2 separate regions of the Homo sapiens genome follow, and region 1 is linked to region 2. A link is a contact called in ENCODE Hi-C or POLR2A ChIA-PET data. All regions are on one chromosome and are shown on one strand. The core of a region is the stretch at or near the end of the contact, and the rest is flanking DNA. Distances in the headings are between cores, read along the strand shown.

Evidence for each region. Hi-C counts contacts between places; a loop is a spot of excess contacts on that map. ChIA-PET counts read pairs that join two places held with the same protein, here RNA polymerase II (POLR2A). Pooled maps may share reads with other maps.
Region 1: a map of PC-9 shows a loop between it and region 2 (2.8-fold over the local background). The contact joins two enhancer-like sites. A Hi-C loop is called at or near these places in 1 of 168 maps with a recorded cell type or tissue (PC-9), 1 of 37 single-sample maps with no recorded cell type and 4 of 50 pooled maps. POLR2A ChIA-PET finds 5 or more read pairs at or near these places in 1 of 52 experiments (GM12878).

Annotation. Positions count from the first base shown.
Region 1 is chr10:25,065,744-25,071,130 of GRCh38, forward strand. No RefSeq gene overlaps it. Among named protein-coding and RNA genes, the nearest start is that of LINC01516, 45 kb to the right of the region's middle. RefSeq lists enhancers at 2,010-2,569, 2,187-3,386, 2,570-3,128. Within about 2 kb of position 2,593, at least 3 of the 41 ENCODE cell types and tissues checked have a DNase peak (open chromatin) inside an H3K27ac peak, as active enhancers do.
Region 2 is chr10:24,893,536-24,898,826 of GRCh38, forward strand. All of the region lies in intron 3 of PRTFDC1 (phosphoribosyl transferase domain containing 1), which reads right to left. Among named protein-coding and RNA genes, the nearest start is that of PRTFDC1, 56 kb to the right of the region's middle. Within about 2 kb of position 3,961, at least 4 of the 41 ENCODE cell types and tissues checked have a DNase peak (open chromatin) inside an H3K27ac peak, as active enhancers do.

The DNA of each region.
Region 1 (5,387 bases), core at 1,343-3,842, 170 kb after region 2:
GTCCTGGAAGAAATTTGATCCCTAGGCCCTTGTTCTGCTCTCTGCCCTTGAGTTCCATCCACAAGTCCCTACTCTACTCTCCACAGGAAGAGGCTACTGAACTTGATGTTGGAATTGATCCTAATGTACAGACCTAACCCTCAGAGAAAGTTTGACCCACCCGTGGGGAGATGGAGTCATGACTCCAGAAGATTCTCCAGCACGCTCCTTCCCTGGGGTTGTAAGGGTGCCTGAAAGTGGAAGCTCATAGATTCTTAGAGTTGAAAGGCCCATGTGCAGGGCATCTTCTTCAGTCCCCACCCTGTATAGGAATCTCTTCCTTAACATCCTTGCCAGGCAGCAACAACCTCAGCCAAACATTACCAGGAACAAGGTTAGACAGAGCAGGGACCCCCCATAGGGGCCTGCCAGTCACCCCAACAATCTTCCCAAGCATGGAAAGAAAGAAAAATTTAGAGTTCATTCAAGGGAAGTTCCAGGAACCTAGCTAGCCTTGAGAAGTAGATGAGGAACTTTATAATCGAGAAGATTTGCTGAGTATGTAAACCTGAACATCCTGCACATGTACCTGGGAACTCAAAATTTTTAAAAAAAGATTATATCAACCCTCTGTCAGAAGACATCATGAAAAAAAATACAAAACATTTAAAAAGGTAATAGCTTAAAACAATCACCAAGGAAGTTAGAGTCACAAAATGTTTTGTGACTATAGAAACTATAGAAACTAAAGACGACATCTTAACATGCGTCCCTGAGCTGTTTTTCAGAAACCCAGACGCCACCGAATGGAAAATACCATCTGCTAGAATGTAGACCTCAGAGAAGGGGAAGCTGAGGACTGAACTCTGACCGCCATTCTTTATCTAAATTTCTTCCTGGGGTCCTGGAGGAGGTCACACCCACGAGCCAGAGCTAACATTCTTTTCTGCTGGCCCCAAATTTTTAGAGAAAGCTTCAGCTCCTTAACCAATCTCAAATCAGAAAATCTTCTAATCTGGCCGGGCGTGGTGGCTCATGCCTGTAATCCCAGCACTTTGGGAGACCGAGGTGGTGGATCACCTGAGGTCAGGAGTTCGAGACCAGCCTGGCCAACATGGTGAAACCCCGTTTCTACTAAAAATACAAAAGTGGCCAGGCATGGTGGTGTGCTTCTGTTATCCCAGCTACTTGGGAGGCTGAGGTAGGAGACTCACTTGAACCCAGGAGGCAGAGGTTGCAGTGAGCCAAGATCGCATCATTGTACTCCAGTCTGGGCAAAAAGAGTGAAACTCGTCTCAAAGTAAAATAAAATATCTTCTAATCTACCCCAGCATACCTGCTTTGAGATGTTCCCCCTTTTTAGGTCAAACCAATATGTCGCCTTCATGTATTGATTTATGGCTTTGCTTGTCACCTCTGGCTCCCCACCTTTGAAGTCCCTTACCTGTAAACTGTCAGGGAATTCACATCTTAACCACATGCTGTCAATTCTCCTTCCTGGGCATCCTGCAATAAATCTCCCACTTTCTCTTGCTGCAATCCTGATGTGAGTATTGGCTTTGCAGAGCCCAGTGCGTGGACCCAAGGTTGGTTCAGTAACAAAGGAAATCAGGACCATTTAGGCCACTGTTGGACATTCCCAAGACCAGAAAATTCTTTATTTTAAGCTAAAATCCAATTTGAAATGAATTGACATTATGAAAAATTTATTTATTTTATTGCAATATTTTGCCCTAAAAAAAAATAATTTTAGATTGCACTGAAAGGCACATAATATTTTAGAAAGCTCCAGGCATGGTGGCTCATGCCTGTAATCCCAGCACTTTGGGAGGCTGAAGCAAGCAGATCACTTGAGGTCGGGAGTTCAAGACCACCCTGGCCAACATGGTAAAACCCTGTCTCTACTAACAAAAATACAAAAATTAGCTGGGCATGGTGGCGAGCGCCTGTAGTTCCAGCTATTCTGGAGGTTAAGGCAGGAGAATCACTTGAACCCATAGGCGGAGGTTGCAGTGAGCCAAGATTGTGTCATTGCACTCCAGCCTGGACAAGAGAGCGAGACTCTATTTCCAAAAAAATATATTTTAGAAAGGGATGAGGGAGTTCATAATCCTCCTGAAATTATGTAATTATGTACAAAAGTATGTATATGCGTATGTGCTCTTCGTTTTTTCTTTTTTCTGCATATTGGGTCCAGAGCTTTCATGGGACACCTAAGGGTCCTCAGTGATTCTGTGCTATCCCAGAAGTGTGATGTTGAGTTGAAGGTGTCACACTTAAACAAAATACAGACAGGCCACATCTCACTCAGGGGGAGGCATCCTGGCTCCATCAGCTTGCCCAGGGTGGCAGGGTCTTCTCTTTAGCCCAGAATAAGTACCCTTTCCCAATCAGAGCCCAGTGAATGTGCCATCTGTCTCAAGCCCAGCCACATAAAATCATGATGCTACCCGGGGCCTTTGTTTCGGGTAGTGCTCTTATTTTTCAGGGTGGCAGCCTGTCTGCGCCTTGACTCCTCTACGTCAGCACTGCTCAGCTATGGAAAAGTCATGAGGGATAATGGTGGTGTTTGTAGAGCCAGCATGTGTCATGTGGGTTTTCAGACAAAGGGATACAGAGACTCATGCTTTACTAACTCATCATCTGCATACCCATTCGGGAAGAGGAAATGACTGGGGCCACATCACTCCAAGCTTGTCTCTACTTGTCCTTGTGACGAGTATCTCACGCACACAAAGGGACACTTTTTTCTCTTGTTTTCACTAGCAAGTCCTATGTAGGGATGACATCATCTCTGTGCTGATTTACTTTAAAATACTTTCGTGCAATCGACACCCTAGGAGGAGGGAGGAAGGAGGAGGTATTTGAAGTACCCTAATCAGACATCCACGTTCCAAGAGTTGTTAGTTAGCATTTGAAACATCCTAATTAGGGATCCACACTTAGGAGGGGGTTACTTAGCACTTCAAATATTGTTATTGAAATCTACCCCACAAACGGTGTGTTCATTAGCATAAGAGATGGTGGAAGTAAAAATTTCCCTGGTGGAATGGTAGCTTTCAAGGGATGATTTTGACTGGAAAGAGTGTGCTTCCCACCACCCCAGCTGGAACAAGGTTTAAGAATGCAGCAAGCCAAAGACAATACTCCCATAGACAAACTACAGGTACAGAGCCCCATGCTTCCTGAGGCCCCTACATCCCCCCTTTCATACTGTATGTAGGACTCTGTTGTCCTGTCTTTAAAATATGGTGGCATTCCATTGCAGTGTACATTTTTATGTGCATTTTCAGTGCAAGGTGCTTACCAGAGTGTCCAGGATCAGAGAGCAGGACTAGACATCAACAGGTGAATGAGAGTTTCTGTGCCTGCTCACTAAGTCTTGCTTTCACCAGCTAATAAATGCTGAAACCTAGTGAGTAGTGACTACCTGTCACTAACTGCTGTTTAGTCCCCTGTTCAATGGAATGGTTAAACTGGCAACACCAGGTCTCAAAGAAAATCAAAGATAAATAAACTAGAGCCTTAGCATATAAATATCCTCAAGTTTCTCCTGTACAATTTAAGATCTTTCAAGAAGGCCAGGCACAGTGGCCTGTAATCCCGGCACTTTGAGAGGCCGAGGCAGGAGGATTGCTTGAGCCCAGGAGTTTGAGACCAGCCTAGGCAACATAGGGAGATCCCGTCTTTACAAAAAAATGAAAAATTACCTGGCTGTGGTGGCACACACCTGTGGTCCCAGCTACCCAGGAGGCTGAGGTGGGAGGATCACTTGAGCCTGGGAGGTGGAGGCTGCGGTGAGATTATGTCTATAAGGAGCTCAGTGCCTGCACAGGAAAAATGTGATCATTTTTGCTTTTATTATTAATCACCTAGTTAACTTCCACTTGATCATTAAAATTCATCTCAAGTGTCTTCCTTTCTTAGAGGTTTCTCTAGTCACCTCCTTAAGTCCCTACTCTGTGTTGTCACAAAGCCTGACCAACCTCTATGGAAGCATGTACCATACTCTATGGCTAATTTCTTTTTATGTGTTAATCTCCACTGTTAGCTCCTTGAGGGCAGGAATTATGCCTTGTTTGTTTTATGTCCCCGGTACCTACTATATAATAGATATTCAAGAAATATTGAATGAATGAACAAATGCATAAATTAGATGGGGATATACAGCTTTATGCAGAGACCCCCTGGGAGGGGTCTTTGAGAGTTACCATCCTACCCAATGGTTGAATGGTAGTTGGGGGGAAGAGGAGAAAACTGAGTTCGATTTGGAAATTACAGATAGAATTTTGCTTAATATATAGAAGCACTTCTGTGATTATCAAAAAATGGAAAGGAATACTTCAGTGGTATTTCTCCAAAGTTATTTCAGCAGAGGTTAGTAGCGTGGTGAATTTTATTCACTCACTCCATAAGAGATTTGCCTAGGAGTTATTGTCTATCTCTAACATTGCGTGACAATTCCATACGAGAAATAAAGGGCTATGAAACAGTCTCCCATAAACATTTGGGCTTTATTGCATGTTGATTCTATGTCTTAATATCCTTATCTCTTCTCCTAAATGTGCTTTTTAGTTTTCAAATGATCTGTATCTCTTTTTGATCAGCTCCCTTACTTATATATGTACTTATAGGCAGTTTTTTTGATAAGATGACATAATCTGTGAGGCTTTTGCTTGGCTGTTGGGAAATGGAGATAATTGTAAATTATTCATATCAAATTGTTGGATTTTAGGTCTACTTGCTGAAAACACAGGGATGGCCAAGGAGGTCATTTTGGTTTTAAAACCAGAATGGCTTTAAACAAAAAATGGCTTTAAGACCAAAAGTCAGGTAAATCTTGTGCTGAACTAAACCTCTAACTTCACAGTGTTATTCATTGAATGCTAAAAAAATTTTATAAAGCCTCCAGAGAATAGTCAAACCCCCAATAAATCCAAGGCCCACACTACTTTTTCCAATTGCAGTAGCCAATTGATGATTGAATGGGAATATTTGCAAGCCATAACTGTCTTCAGACCATGTAACCAGGAAACTAACCATGTTATCTCTGGAACAAGCCTTTCCACTCAGTGCAGGACACAGAGGGGGCCTTTCCACTAAGCAGACAGACTTTTTATTTTGTGAGTAGGTAAAAAATAGATCTAATCTACTCATCTAGAATGATCTTGCCATTTTTATTATAAAAATCAGAGAATGGCAGCACTGTAATAAACATTTAGCAATATATATTTTTTTTCTGAGGCTTTTTTGGAAATACAGAGAGGCTTCTATTACCTTAGGAAATAACCAGGTAACTCCAAGTATTTATATCCTATACACACTTTTTCTTCATTCCTTTATGGATTTTTCTCTGTATCAGTTGAGTAAGGATCTGAGATAGAATGGAAGCTATGCTTTAAGAATAT
Region 2 (5,291 bases), core at 2,711-5,210:
CTGGCCTCAAGTGATCCTCCTGCCTTAGCCTCCTACAGTGCTGCAACAACAGGAGGGCCACTGTGCCCAGCTTCATTTTCTTGTAACTAGAAGAATATGTTTCATTAGCTTATAATAGTAATAATAATAGCTAGTCTAACCTTTATAGTGATGGATACTGTGCAGGGTCGTACTTACTTGATCTCATTTTCTAGATGAGAAAATGGAATCTTAATTAAATCGTTGGTCCAAGCTCACTCAGTAATTGGCAGAGCCTGAATGTGAACCCAGGCCTGCCCCACAGCAGAGCCCTCCTGTTTGAGCATTATGTTGAACTTCAGGGAAATGACACAAATCCATACAAATCAACTTGGCAATGCTGGCGGTAGCAGTGCTCAACATGGGCACCCACAGTTTGTCACCTCATGACGTCTATTGGAATGTACTTGGGTCAAGGCAGAGGAGGTGCAGAAACTGCTTGTCTCCTGATAACATTACTGTAGTCCTCAAAGGAAGTGTGAAAATAGGACTTCATTGGCCGGGCGCGGTGGCTCACGCCTGTAATCCCAGCACTTTGGGAGGCCGAGGTGGGGGACCACGAGGTCAGGAGATGGAGACCAGCCTGGCCAACAAGGTGAAACCCTGTCTCTACTAAAAAATACAAAAATTAGCTGGGCGTGGCAGCATGTGCCTGTAATCCCAGCTACTCGGGAGACTGAGGCAGGAGACTCGCTTGAACCTGGGAACCAGAGGTTGCAGTGAGCCAAGATCATGCTGCTGAACTCCAGACTGGCGACAGAGCTAGACTCAATCTCAAAAAAAAAAAAAAAAAAAGAGAGAGAAAAGAAAATAGGAGGGCACTGCTGGCCCTTTGGCCGTGGGAAGTGCTGCATGAGCTGTGAGTCATGCTCTTAGGCTTCGGCCTCTGTGGATGCTGACCACTGACCATCACCAGCAGGCTCTGGACAGGCAAGGTGGGTTTTGTCTGTCACAGTCATGTGTAGTCAGTGGAGAAGAGTGGTTTCTTTTTCCACTTCATGCAGCTCAGAGTTCTGTGAAGGCACCCGGGAGCCAATCTCGGTTTGTGGATGAGGCAAAGTGGCTCACAACCAGGTTCCTGCTCTGCGATCCCCAGGGCAGCTCCATTTTTGAGGTTTTATGGAAGACATCACTTAAAATGTTTCAGTGCTGAAAAAAAGTTTGAAAACCACCCTCCTCCTGGGAGACAGCATAGGATAGTGGTTAAGATCGTGGCTTTGGAGTTTGACAACATGGGTTCAAATCGAGGCTCCGCTCCTGTGGATTGTGTATGCCTTGGGCAAATGAACCCTTTTGAGCCCCAAATGCAGCCTGGCTCAGAGTGGGCATCAGGAAGTAGTGGCGACACACACCACTGTCTGGCCCCACCCGTGGGTGGTGAGATAGAAGGAAACCAGGTTAAACTCAAAGAGAGACAGAGAAGCCGAGTGGTTCATGAAAGAAAACCCTGGGCTTGGCTTCCCAGACAGGTTTGAAGCAGAGAGGGGTTTGCCTACGTCGTACCAGTCAATGTCTCCTAAGATCACAAAACTGGATGCCACCTTAGAGAAAAGGCAATCCTTGTCTTGTTATAAACTGAAAACTGAGGCCTGAGGAAGTTGTGCTTTGTACCAGATTTAAATTAGAAAGCTATATCCTGCAAAACATTCTATTTTTATATCCGAGTAGGATTTGTCCTTCTTCTGGAAATCTCCACTTTCTTTTTTTTTTTTTTTTTGAGATGGAGTCGCTCTTGTTGCCCAGGCTGGAGTGCAATGGCATGATCTTGGCTCACTGCAACCTCTGCCCCCTGGGTTCAAGACATTCTCCTGCCTCAGCCTCCTGAGTAGCTGAGGTTACAGGCATGCACCACCACACCTGGCTAGTTTTGTGTTTTTAGTAGAGATGGGGTTTCTCCATGTTGCTCAGGCTGGTCTTGAACTCCTGACCTCAGGTGATCCACCTGCCTTGGCCTCCCAAAGTGCTGAGATTACAGGTGTGAGCCACCACGCCCAGTCTTCACTTTATTAGTAGTTTTCTACGCCTTAGAGAATGTGGGGGGTGGTGCATGAACGGCCTTGCTTAGGGAAAAGGAACAGCACTGGAACAGAAGAGAAAGAAAACCTAAAAACCTAGGAGGGCAAGAGCTGGGGTGGATATATATATATATATATATATATATATATATATATATATCTGTAAATACATACACATGCATACACACATTCTCTATCCATATATCTAGAGAGGGAGACTGATTAAAAAATGGAAATCAATATCCCTTGATGCAATTTTTAACCCATTACAACAATAATATGAGTACAGACCTTCCATATAAAAATGTTTTCACATAATTTTCAGACACCTGGAAGTTATGTCAACGCATATTTAATCTAAAAACAAAATAAAACTAGTTCCCCCCCTTCTTTCTTTCACTGCACTGACACAGTGAAACATCTCTGGCCTCAGCTAACTCTTTGGCCACATGGTGCTCCCACCACACATGTACAGAGAAGGGCTTTTGGTCCTGGGAAACTAGGGCACAGAAGTCAACAGTAGGTGTTCTAGAACAGGGGTCCCCAAACCCCAGGCTGTGGATTGGTACTGGTCTGTGGTCGTTGGGAACAGGGCCACACAGCAGGAGGTGAGTGGCAGGAGAGGCAGCATTACTGCCTGAGCTCTGCCTCCTGTCAGATCAGCGGGGGCATGAGATTCTCATAGGATCACAACCCTATGGCGAACTGTGCATGCGAGGGATCTAGGTTGCATGTTCCTTACGAGAATCTAACTAATGCCTGATGATCTGAGGTGGAAGAGTTTCATCTGGAAACCATCCCCCAACCCTTCCCTAGTCCATGGAAAAGCTGTCTTCCACAAAACTGGTCCCCGGTGACAAAAAGGTCGGGGACTGCTCTTCTAGAGGGTGCTTCCCCAAGTCTTTAATTAGGAAGAAAGGCCATTTCTTCACTGGGCCTCCTCATGAGAATCCCAGAGTTCACTAGCTCAACTGCTGACAGTGCCATGCTAGTTTTAGTCTTTTCTTAATGGAAAGGGAGAAAAAGATGAAAGCAAATGCATCTTATTTGGAGGCACTTCAGAGGAAAGTCAGAAAGTATGTCACTCGGTCTGTTGTGAGGAGCACTGGGTGGTCAAGCACTAAACACTCTGGAAAAATCCTGAAATGTCCTCTGTGAAATTCAAGGTCTTTCCAATACCAAACAAAAGTGCATACCACTTAGCGTGTTCTTCTAAAAAGTTGAAAAGGCCGTGTGTACCTTTCGCCTGTAATCCTAGAACTTTGGGAGGCCAAGGAGGGAGGATCCCTTAAGGCCAGGAGTTTAAGACCAGCCTGGACAACATAGCAAGACCCTGTTTCTACAAACAATTTAAAAATTAATCAGGTGTGGTGGTGCGAGTCCGTGGTCCCAGTTACTCAGAAGACTGAGGTGGGAGAATTGCTTAAGTCCAGGAGTTCAAGACTAGCCTGGGAAACATGGCAAAAACCCATCTCTACAAAAAATACAAAAATTTGCTGGGCATGGTGGCATGTGCCTGTAGTCCCTGCCACTCAGGAGGCTGAGGTGGGAGGATCGCTTGAGCCCAGGAGTTTGAGGCTGCAGTGAGCAATTATGAAGCCACTATACTCCAGCCTGACAGAGCAAGAATCTGTTTCAAAAAAATAAATAAATAAATGAACCATCCCCCAGATGGAGAGCATTCTGAACCAGTAGAAGTCCCCTCCTTGGAGTCAGTTAAAAGGCATTCCTATTCCTAAGTCTATCTCTAAGTCTATCCCTATCCCTAAGTCTAAATTTAACAAAAACCAAACAAAATAAAAAGGTACTCCTACTACCTGCTGTCCTCTTTTAGGATGTTCACTGATGGCTTCTCTTCCCCTCCTCTCAGAATTAAGAAGGTTGTGGTATTTAGGATAAAAAATGAGGCAATGTGATGTTTTGGCAAAACCCTTTGATGGCAGGAAACCCTGTTAGCATTTTGATAGAGTGAGTCAGCCATTGAGGCCTTCAGGGGAGTGATAAGAGTGTCCCCAGCATGACACTCCACAACTTGATGGAAATCCGGGGCTTCTTTGTAAGCATAACTGTTTTTCCCAAGAAGTGCAAACTAAAAACACAATGAGGTGGCCCTTTTGGCCTATAACATCGAGAAACATGTTAAAGAAATATAGTGATAATATCTAATATGTGGCAACAACGTGAAAAAATAGACGCTTTCTTTCATGAATGACTGTCAGATATATACATGAAATGCAACTGTTTGGCAGGGAAATTTGATCATAAGGTCTCAAAAGCTTTCAAAGTGCATGTGGTCTTAGCAGCAAGTCTAATGGGACAGTCAGAGAGGTGCACAATATTTTATGAATAAGGATGTTTATCACAGCATTATTTATGGTGCAGGGCGTCTTTAAAGAATCTAAGTGTCCTATAATAGAGGAAGACTTGAAAAGTATGTAAAGGTGTGCATATCACGGGATGCTTACCAGCCATTAACAGTGATCTTGTAAAGTACTTTTTTTTGATAAGTGTCCAATTCAGGATTTTCTCAGCTGCAAGTGACAAGAACTCCATTTGAACTAATTTAAACAGAAAGGTGACTGATGGAAAAGAAGAGCTGAGGCTGTGCGCAGTGGCTCACACCTGTAATCTCAGCACTCTGGGAGGCTGAGGTGGGCAGTTCTCTTAAAACCAGAGTTTGAGACCAGCCTGGGAAACATGGGGAAATCCCGTCTCTACAAAAAAAAAAAAAAAAAAAACACAAAAATTAGCTGGGCCTGGTGGCGCACACCTGGAGTGTCAGCTACTCGGGAGGCTGAGATGGGAGAATCAATTGAGCCTGGGAGGTCGAGGCTGCAGTGAGCCATGATTGTGCCACTGTACTCCGGCCCGGGTGACAGAATGAGACCCTGTCTCAAAAAAAAAAAAAAAAAAGGAATGAAGAGTTGGACCAGCAGGCTTAGGAAGGCAGTTCAAGTGACAGTGGCACTCTATAATAGAACCAGGAACACAGATGGCTTCGGGTCTCCCTCTCCTTTTCTCCTTCTTGTCTCTGCTTCTCCTCCATCTTTAGGCTCACATTCTTGCCTCATTACCCAAGAAGAAAGGATTTCCCCCTCCAAACTCCAGTGTGAAAAATTCCAAGAAAGACTTGATTGGTCTGGCTTGGATGACACATCTACCCTTGGACCAGTCATTGTGGCCAAGTATACGTGTACCACAAGGATCAGCCTAGGTGTATGAGAAATTGCTAAGAACTGAATGTTTATGTCTCCCCCA